Linked DNA regions of Homo sapiens: region 2 is linked to region 1. The links are chromatin loops, found by intact Hi-C in ENCODE. Cell type or tissue: A673. All regions are shown on one strand. Each heading gives the region's core, and the rest is flanking DNA. Links, peaks and the distances in the headings are about the cores only. Region 1 holds the start of SPHKAP (SPHK1 interactor, AKAP domain containing). Region 2 has its middle 68 kb from the start of DAW1.

The links. Peaks named below come from ENCODE experiments on the same cell type or tissue, not always from the same donor. Only the 100,000 strongest peaks of a DNase experiment are listed, where the experiment ranks them.
Region 2: a loop joins it to region 1, with 10 times the contacts of the local background. A loop is called at or near these places in 3 of 110 quality-filtered maps.

Annotation. Positions count from the first base shown.
Region 1 is chr2:228,177,271-228,182,651 of GRCh38, forward strand. It overlaps SPHKAP (SPHK1 interactor, AKAP domain containing), which reads right to left and starts at 4,417. Exons shown (of 12, transcript NM_001142644.2): 1 at 4,297-4,417. The coding sequence starts at 4,328. In A673, for the core only: CTCF peaks have their summits at 854 and 3,079 (motif pointing right); DNase peaks (open chromatin) are centred at 3,031 and 4,401; H3K4me3 peaks cover 3,089 bases; H3K27ac peaks cover 2,093 bases.
Region 2 is chr2:227,936,544-227,941,924 of GRCh38, forward strand. No RefSeq gene overlaps it. Among named protein-coding and RNA genes, the nearest start is that of DAW1, 68 kb to the left of the region's middle. In A673, for the core only: a CTCF peak has its summit at 3,184 (motif pointing right); DNase peaks (open chromatin) are centred at 2,888 and 3,168; H3K27ac peaks cover 4,782 bases.

The DNA.
Region 1 (5,381 bases), core at 325-5,324:
GTGGACTCTCAGAGTTTGAGGCACCAGGACTTTCTAATTCCTAGTTCCTTTCTCTATAGGAAATTGTACCTCTTGGGCAGTGTTACCCTGAGAAGAGAGTGAGACTTGGGGAATGTGCCCACAGCTCAGTGCTGGCCTTGAGGACAGTATGTATTCCAAGACAGAGAATGAAGTTAAGTGTACTCTTAAGGCAGTATTTCGTACTTGTCCCTGTTCCTCAACTTAAGAGTAATGGATTAATCTTTTCTGAAAGTTTTTCATAAATAGGACAAAGAAATTTAAATATACTCTTAAATATCTCCTTTTGTGCAAATCTAAAATCAGTTAACCTTTCTATAAAAACTTGGTGATGGAAGATCATAGTCCAGTATACAGTATTGGGTTGTTTGTTCCATTTTAAAAAATCAATTTTATTTTTCCTGGAACTAACATACTGAGGGGTAAAATCTTGAGATTCTGATGAGTTTTAGTGAAATGTGTCTGCATTAAACTTTAGATTGGTTAAAACAAAATGACAGGAAGCCTATATACATTATTACACATGGAGAAAATCAATCTAGTTTTTTCAAAAGTTTACATTTGATGAGTTTTGATCTTATCATTCGAAATGCCATATAAAAATTTTATTATTAAAATAGAATCCAGTAAACCAAGCAAAAAGAACAAAACAGTACAGTATAACAATGCAAATGTTTAGAAAACAGGGAACTCTCTTAACATTCAAATTCAAGCTTAGATATGGCCAAGGTGACAAACTATTTCTATTTGCTAAAAAAGATTATTTTTAGCACTTGTTGGCTTTAAAAGATGGTCTCCTTGCTTTTAGGCTGCCCCCATGTGTTCTGATGGTATCAGTGTTTGTCCAAATTGTGTACCAGAAATTCTTTTTCCTTCCATTTAAAATAAAGTATGGATTTTCAATCAGTACACAAGAGAAAACTGGACTTGAAGGCAGAAAAATTTTGTGGATGACCTAGCTCTGCTACATAGAATTTATATGGATTTTTAAATACAATTATTTCCTTTATTTAATTTCCTTTGGCTTCAGAGTTTTCAGCTAGGAAATGGAGATGATAATATCTGTCATGATTGACTCACAAGGATGTGATGATCAAATAATTTAATATATTAGATAACACTTGATAACACCTTACGAAACACACGCTAGTTACCAATATAAAAGTGAGACTGACTTTTTTTCTGTAAGTGGAAACTACTGCATTGTAATACAGTGTACTATAGAACACACTGGATGGATGTCCTTTGATTCTTTTTTTGTTTTTCTAATATCTAATTTTGCGACTTAGCAAATCAAATCAATTTTCCATAAAATAGATGACTAAAGAACCTCTATCAGCGATTTTAGATTAAAAAAAAATCCCTCTTAAATTTTTTTTTTCTTGATGGACTACTAGTCAGAAAACACTTGGATTCCAGGTCTATAACGCAACTAACATGGAAACATTTAATCTCTGCACAGCTTGGTTTCCTTATGGACGATATCTTCCAGCTTTGATAACCAGTGATTTTAAGAAATCTGTGACGCAATCCACATAATTTACTGCACCTTTAAAAATGAAAATATTCATAGTAAAAATGAATTAGAGTTTTCACAGAAGGAAGGGAATACAGTTTAATAACTCAAAGAACCCAAAACATTTCCTTAAAAAAAAAAAACATGTTTTACAGTTTCTGAAGTATATGAGTCAAATTTAGTTTTAATATCAATCATCACAGAATATTGCTTGATTGAAATTTCAGTAATTTATATTTGTGTTTAATTGAAAATTCTAAGAAAATGGAAAAGCCAACATAAAATATATTCTATAATTAACTCAATGTTATTAAATCATTTTGTTTTCTCTAATGATTAAGTAGAATGTCTTAAATTGTTTTCTAATTCTTAAGAGAAACAGTGATTTATAACCACCAACTTAATTTTATTAGATACCAAAAATGTTTTCAGACTTGGACATCACAAGCCTTGACAATAGCAATTTGATATTTGCTGATCATTGTTGGTTTCTTCGAAAAGCTTATGTGGAATATTCAATAATCAATTCTTTAAAATGCAATGTTTTGTGAACAAGTAGCATGACTAATACATGATTTGTCTACACCATTAAAAATTTTAATTTTCTTTTTGCATCCCAATCCCTATGGCTTTCAATTAAGTCTTATAGAAAAGGAATGGTGTTTCTTGTATACAATGAAATAGAGGATTGAATCAACTCATGTACAGGAGTTAATTTACATGATTAAGAATGCTAATAAAATACCCGAAATTACTACACTGATTTGTGGATTAAGAAGGCTAATAAAATACCGGAAATTACTACACTGATTTGTGGAAATTGGTGAATAAAAAGTCAGGTTCAAAAAGCTTAGTTTGCTGCAGCTGATATTAAGCCTATATTAACATTTTGATAGGCCACTACAAGATACAGAGCAATATCATCAGAGTTGCTTTGCTCTTTATAAGGTCATTTTATAGTACTGAGACAGAAATAATTGTAATAAATTACTGGCACAATGTGTTTCTAGTAATTTAGAAAATGTTCCGGTATTTGAATAGAAATATAATCAGGATTCAGGCGCAGCTATATTGGTCTGTAAAACCGGATTAAAGCAATCAATCTGTTATCAAAAATCTCTGTCGGAAGATTATTAGGACCACCCAATTCACCGTTTCAATTCTAATGACCATTTGCCCTAGACAGTAGAATAGATAGGTGGAGAAAGTGAGCTTCCAATTTACATGACTTTCCAAACACCTTAATGCCTTTGCGTAAACATCACTGGCAATTTTTTTTAAGTTAAAAAATCGGCAAAATGGAAAGACAGCGGTGGTCCTTTGACCCTGTTCCGCTGGGGCAGGGATCGGGAGGGTGGGGATTGAGACTTCACTTAAGAGCTGCTTCAAGGAGTGCACAGAAACCACAGCGGGCCTTTTCTGAACCATTTGCTATCCCCGCAGCGAAGGGACGCTTAAGGAGGAAGTGCCTGTGGAGCTGAGAAAGCGTTATTTCATCGCGGAATACAAATAATTCAGGTCTCTAGATGGCAGCCTTCAATGCCTTTGGAAAGCAGTCTCTCTCCTCCTCCGCCACCCCCACCTCCCCTCCCACCGCATCTCGGCTCCTTGGCAATGTAGTATCACTCCATGTGTGCCCTGGCCAGTGGATATTGGGTTTTGCTGCTCTCCAAGAATCCGAACTTAAAGTGTTTATTCTAGGGCCTGGTGCTCTGCTCTGGAAGCTACCTACCTACCTGCTTGGGGAAAAGAGGGAGTAGGGATGGCACGAAGAGCCACGCTAAGCCGCTGCCCAGGAGAGGTGGGGCTGCGCCGCAGCCAGGACACCCTCTCCCTGGGAGCAACAGCATCCTTGGCTCCCGGCGCGAGCGCTCCGCGCCCAGCGAGCGCAAAGAGCGCAAAGGCCACCTGCCCGGCTGGGGGAGCAGGCCCAGCACCACCGCCCCGATTTACCCAGACATTTATGGGAAAGACATAAAAATCTCAGGTTCTTAATTTCGCAAAGGACTGAGTTAGAAGGAGTGTGGAACAGGGGCAAAAAAGAGACAGGAGAAAGAAACACACCCCGAAAAACACGTTACTCGCACCCGGCAGCGCCTGGGGTGGCGTCCGTGACCTACCCCGGTGTGGGGGACGAGCAAAACCAAAGGTGTTAAAGAAGGAACTCGCAGACTGGCAGGGGGTGTGGGGACGGTGGAGGACTGTGGGACTGCAGGGGACCTAGGTGTTTTCTGCCCTGTCTTAAGATCTCGCTTTGGGGGCAGTCTAGGTGTCGGTCGGGGGTGAGGGACAATCTTCCCCACCCCAGCAGCCCCAGACACCCGCCCAGGTCAAGGTGGAAGGAAAGCGGGGGTACTTTGCCCTAGCCCGGTTCCCTCCTGTTTTAGACCTTGGAATCTGTCTCTCCACAAGGTGTGAAACCTCTCCAAGCTGTGTCCGCGGAAAGTCCGGCTCCTGGCTCCACCTAGGGCAGAGCAGACCTCCGTCCCTGGGCCTTAGAGGCGGGCACGGGGCTGACCCCCAACCCGTGCCACTCCAGCGCACAGGCCCCACTCAGCATCGCGCCCTGTGGGGCAGTTGACAGGGTCCCCTGTAGCTCCAGCGAGGCTGGGCCGGACTTATTTACAAGTGCAGTGACCCCTGTCTCCTCGCTGGGAGCCCCGTGCAAACCGAAGCGCTCTGGGGCAAGTTGGTGAGCGACTCACAACGCGGAACGGAGTTTGATCGACATGGTATTGGGCATAGAAAGAAGCGGGTCTTACCTTGGTACCGAGAGCAGGGAGTTGCCATCCATTGTTGGTGGGCGCCCAGAGAAGAAAGACGGAAAGTGCAGGCGAAGGATAAGTCTGTGGTGCTAGGACCCAGCTCCCAGAGTGCCAGACTGGCGCGCGCCAGGAGAGAGGCGCGCAGGCTGGGGCGGCGGCGGCGCCCACGGAGACTAGCTCCTCCCTGGCCAGCAAGCTCTGTGCGCTGCGACCGCCCGCTGTCCCCTCCCGCCGTCCTCTCTGATCTTGCAGGAGCGCGTGGCCAACGCTCCCACCTTTCTGCCTGGCTCCTGCCTCCTGCAGGCGGGCCCCAGTCTCAGTTGCTCGAGGATCCTGCTCTATCGCTCATTCGTGCCCAGAAGCATAGGTGACTCCGACAAAATTCCTCTCTCCCCAACCACCATCGTCTCCCCTCCCTTTCTCGCTGGCGTACAGTAGGTCTGAGCCCTGAAGTTGTTCACGCACTTTCCCACATTCACGCCCTCACTCCTGGCAATGCCGACACTCCCCACTGGTTGCGCGCCACTCCTCTGGCTTCCTGTGTCGATTTCATTTTTGTTTGTGGTCTACCATGTTATGGTCGATCACTCAGAACGATGCTGGCTTTGACCTCCTAAGTCTTTTCCCTTTATTTGGACTTTCTCTCTTGGTTTTGGTTTTCACGTTTCTTTAACTCATTTTGCTTAACTGTGACTTAGTCTTCTCTCTCTTCTGTTAGAACCGTGTGCGCACATAGAAATCTCAAAACCTATGAGAGCGGCCATCCATCCGAGGACAGCACTCAGAACCTGGGAGGGAGAGCTGTCACAAACTTCCCCAGTTGACGGCTGGGTATCTCCCTGAGCAAAAAGGACAGTTTTCTTAAGAAGAAAGACACTGATAGTAGCAAATATCTGCTAAAATGAGGGCGCTGTTGAATCTGCTTCTTTTTCCAATTAAAAAACAAATTAAAAATAAAATTTGGGACTTCCACAAATGGGAAGGTTGAGCCAATGTACTTTTAGCTATTCCTCCTAGTAAGTACAACGAAATCCCCCGGATATTATCTCTGAAACAGGCATGAGAAAAAGGTGGACAGAAGA
Region 2 (5,381 bases), core at 221-5,220, 240 kb before region 1:
AAGTTGCCGCGGGGGAAGGGGGAGGCTGACAAGCAGGCATCGGCTATCCAAGCAGGGGCCTAGTATACTCTGTTTCTTCTGTAGTTTGCTGACCTAAGCCGGTTCAAGGCACTTTGTCTTGGAAATGGACCACTGTATACATTATTTCATTCAGGTGCCAGACTCCTGTATCCCTCTACCCTTTATGCTGGATCTGTGACTTGGATGGCTTTTTTTTTTTTTTTTTTTTTTTTTTTTTGAGACGGAGGCTCGCTCTTTTGCCCAGGCGGGACTGCAGTGGCACTATCTCGGCTCACTGCAAGCTCCACCTCCCGGGTTCACGCCATTCTCCTGCCTCAGCCTCCCGAGTAGCTGGGACTACAGGCGCCCGCCACCGCGCCCGGCTAATTTTTTGTATTTTTAGTGGAGACGGGGTTTCACCGTGTTAGCCAAGATGGTCTCAATCTCCTGACCTCGTGATCCGCCCGCCTCGGCCTCCCAAAGTGCTGGGATTACAGGCGTGAGCCACCGCGCCCGGCCTGGATGGCTTTTTATTTGATTCAGTGTTAGTGTTTCCATGTCTACAATGGGTACAAATCCTCACTATCATCAAAGGATTAAATGGATAACACATGTAAATTACATGTGTAGTACAGAACCCAACAAAAGCAATTTTTTTTTTTAAATAATTCTTGTCAATATCCCCCAGCTGAAGACCACCAGGACCATGATTATAGTTGAACAAATTTGGTTGATGCCGCCTTGGAAAGAAAACGCACTCCCTGGGAAAGCATGGAGTGTCTCAGAGAATTTTAGAGAGAATTTATTATAGGATATGAGCTTGTGTTAGGTTAGGTTTAGGGACTTTGCTCTATATTGGACGCTATCAGGAAGTGAGGATAATTCTGCATCATGGGGTACTTCATAAATTATCCATAGGGACAGCAGACTAGAGCAAGCCTAACATGACTGGCAAAGGAGCAGCTGTCACTCATATCAGCCAAGAGATGGGGTTGTTTCGTCATTTTTATGGATTGGACAATGCTCACGTTCTGTCTGTTCAGACATGATTCTAGCGTGCTCTTGTTTTTGGTCTTGATCTCCATCATGATCACAGAGTAGCCTTGTTTATGTTGATGTTCTGTGAAGTTGTGTTCAACTGGAAAACACCAAGGCCTGGCTCTGAGTATCAGGCCAGTAGAAACACCAAGACCCGAGTAATTAATGCCTGATGACTTTGCTTTCTGGTGATGTCTGCTGAGAATGAGGTGTTTTTTGCGGAGAGAATAGTCACTGAAGAGAATCATATAGGGCTGATGGGCAGCATCAGCGGTGCAGCCAAAGTTGGAGTTGATGGAGTTACTGGAGCGATCGGCATTCTGATTGTGTGATTCTCTCCCATAGGGCTAGGCTGTGCAGCACTGGTGTGGAGAAGGCACATCCTAACACTGGCCCTGGGCTGGGGGTTTACAAAGAGATCAGGACAAAGGACAGGAGTTCAGAGTTGAAAGTGCCAGGGAGCACAGATCTGTTGGTTCCCTGTGAGGAATGGGCTATTCCATGAATAAAGACAGAATATGAAAAGACTAACCACCAAGAAAAGAGGAGGCTAGATATCTTTTAGAGAATGTTCTGAGCTGAAGCCCTGCTGGGTGATGGGAAGATCGTTGGCTGGAAAGAGCCTAGGCCATTTGGAAATAAGGAGGTTGGGGAAAAATGGAAAATCTTGCAAGAAGGTCCACGAAAGTAGACTTTGAATTCTCCTTGGGACTCTGTGGATTTGTCAAACATCCTGCTTTTTCCAAGACAGGATGCAGGTGAAGTGACAAGTGCTTCTATCTCTGTCCACTGGGATCATCACCTTTTCCTGTTTGGATAGATAACATTTTCTCATATTCCATTTTAAAAATCTTTTCCACCTCAAGTGCCTTTTGGCACTGCTTTAGCAGTTTGCTGTGTGGGCTGTACAGCAGCTTTGCTGCTGCCCCAATGTTTCATAGAGATGTTTGTGATGGAGCACTATGTTTTTAACTTATCTTCCCAGGGCTGTGGCCCAAGTTCACGGAGGAGAGATGAGGTCGGGAAAAATGTGGCTAGTACACATCTACAGTGTTCACAACAGTCTGCCTCCTCTGTCAGGGACTCATTGTCTTTGGAATAAGCCCCATAGGACCTGGAGGCTGCTGCTGGACCTCAGTAATGTCCACAAAGACCTGCAACCTCAGGAGTGTTATTGTCCCTTTTCAATCAGGTCCTACCACCAGGAGACGAAGCTTCTCTTCTTACTCGGAGCTTCTCCAAAATGTGGCATGTTAGAGTGCTCTAAATAGTGAATTAATTGATTGATTGATGGAGTAAATACATGAATGAATGAATACTAACATGGCTCATGACTTTAACATTGATTTTCAAACTCAGCTTTATGGAGTCTCAGCTATTTTTCAAAGCTCAGTGAGTGAGGAGCTGAGTACACGGAATCCTGTCTTCCACACTGCACTTTAGCCAGAGGAGTGCCATTAAAAACACTTTTTTTGTCTTTGATTTTAGCCTCCAAGTAAAAAGCATTTGAAGAAAAATTTTTTGAATCTTGAGATAGAGAGATAGAGAGTTAGATAGATAGATAGCAAGAAACCACTGGCTGCAAGAATGAAGTTCTGCATTTAATTGTGCAAAATCTGGTCATGATCTATTCGTCCACACTTGTTTTCCCTCACTCTATCACATGAATTCTTTGTTTAGTTTATCTTGTATGATGTGTCCAGATATGCCCTTTCTAATCTCTACACTTTTGTTCCCCCACGCTCTATCCTTTAACCCCAGGTCATATTATAAATCTTCTCTGATCTCCATGGCCAGATGTGCTCACTCCTTACGCTGAATTCCAATAGCATTTATTGTGTCTCAAGGCCCATCCTTTATGTTGCATGTTTTACCTCTTCAACCAGATTGTTCCTCCTTCCCTTCCCCTTCCTTCCTTCCTTCTTTCCTTCCTTCGTTCCTTCCTTCCTTCCTTCCTTCCTTCCTTCCTTCCTTCCTTCCTTCCTTCCGGCTTTGCTCTTTGCTTTAGATGGAATACTCTCAGGAAGTGAGAATAATTTTATATGATTGGGTGTCTTCATAAATTATCCATTGAGAAAGCAAACTAGAGCAAGGTTAAAGTTGTAATTGGTAAAGGAGCAGCTGTCACTCATACCAGCCAGGAGAGGGGGCTGTTTAGTCACTTTCGTGGCTTGGACAACGCTCATGTTGTGTCTGTTCAGATGGCCGTATGGTGATTTTTTTGTTTTGTTTTGTCTTTTGTCTTGGCCCACATCATGATCACAGAGTAGCCTTGTTTGTGTTGATGTTCACTGGGTGCCTGTTATGGGCCAGGCGTGTTGCTAGGTACTGGGATTCATAAAAGGGAAGACAGACATCTCTCCCTCACGGTTTACAATTTAGTGAGGGTTGGGGAGTATATCAATCGAGGTTCAAACAATGAACGGAGTAAGTAGAAAACATAAAGACATTTACTGTAAGGAATTGTCTTCCAGGATTCTGAGGCTGACTAGGCAAGTCTGAAATTCTTAGGGAAGGCCATCAGGATAAGTGTCAGCTGAAACTTTTGCCACAGGCAGAATATCTCATTCTCCTGAGAGGCTTTTATTCTTCTCTTTAGATCTTTCAGCTGAGTGAATCAGGGCCATTCAGACTGTGTACGATAATTGCCCTTACCTAAAGTCAGCTGATTATGGATTTTAATCACCTCTACAAAATACCTTCATAAGACCCAGTACAGTGGCTCATGCCTATAATCACAACATTTTGGGAGGCCAAGGTGGGAGAAATCTGCTGTTAATCAGATAGGTTTTCCTTTATAGGTTACTTGATGCTTTGCCTCGTAGCTCTTAAGATTCTTTCCTTTGTCTTGACTTTAGATAACCTGATGACAATGTGCCTAGGCGATGATCTTTTTGTGATGAATTTCCCAGGTGTTCTTTGAGCAAGGCCGGGGAAAGTTTTTTCGATTATTCCCCCAAATATGTTTTCCAAACTTTTAAATTTCCTCAGGAATGCTGATCTTTCTCAGGAATGCCAATTATTCTCATATTTGGTCATTTAACATAATCCCAAACTTCTTGGGGGTTTGCTCATTTTCAAAATTCTTTTTTCTTGTCTTTGTTGGATTGGGTTATTCCAAAAACCTTGTCTTTGAGCTCTGAAGTTCTTTCTTCTGCTTGTTCAATTCTATTCCTGAGACTCTCAAGTATGTTTTGCATTTCTCTAAGTGTGTCCTTTATTTCCTGAAGTTGTGATTGTTATTTATGCTACCTGTTTCACTGAAGATTTCTCCCCTCATATCTTGTATCATTTATTTGATTTCCTTAAGTTGGACTTCACCTTTCTCTGGTGCCTGCTTGAATAGCTTAATAATTGACCTTCTGAATTCTTTTTCTGGCAATTCAGATTTTTCTTCTTGGTTTGGATCCATTGCTGGTGAGCTAATGCGACTTTTTGGGGTGTTAAAGAACCTTCTCTTGTCATATTACCAGAATTGTTTTCCTGGTTCCTTCTCATGCGGGTAGGCTATGTCAGAGGGGAGATCTGGAGCTCAAGGCTGCTGTTCAGACTCTTGTGCCACGGGGTACTCCCTTGATGTAATATTCCCCCTCTTTCCCTAGGGATGTGGCTTTCTGAGAGCCAAACTGTAGTGATTGTTATTTCTCTTCTGAATCTAGCCAGCAAGCAGGGCTGCCAGGCTCTGGGCTGGTACTGGGGGTGTCTGCACAGAGTCCTGTGAGGTGAACTGTGTTCAGTTCTCTCAGCTGTGGATACCAGCACGGTATTTGAGATGTCTCCTGGATCCTGCAGGAGGAATCCACTTCCTTCAAAGGGTCTGTGGATTCTCTTGGCTTTTCTGGTATACTCCTGCAGTAGTTTTTGGAGCAATAGTCCACAATGCTAGTCTCCACATTCTGCTCTGTCTATCCAGAGTGGGAGCTGCACTTTAGTACTGCCTCCTATCTGCCATTTTTTTTTCAGTCACCTGTCAGTTGAGAAATGTGTTTCTATTTTCCTTTGGATAACTGGAAGCTAACTAATGTTAAGTTTAATTTTTAATTTAATGTTTAATATTAAGACTACTTAAAAGACTTATCCCAGGAGCTTAATGCAATTATTAAAGTCATTGAATCTGAAACTAGGGAACTTTAAAAATACCAGTGCCTGGGCTCCACTGTGGACCAATTAAATCAGAATCTCTGACAGTTAGGGCCCTGACCTTGGTAGTTTGAAAATGTTCCCAGGTGATTCTGATATAGCCAAGGTTGAGAATAAATGCTCTAAATATATTTGAATTTTTTGGTTTTCCTGTTTTATACATGTTTTGATATTGAAATGATCATTCTATCATCTTTGGAAAT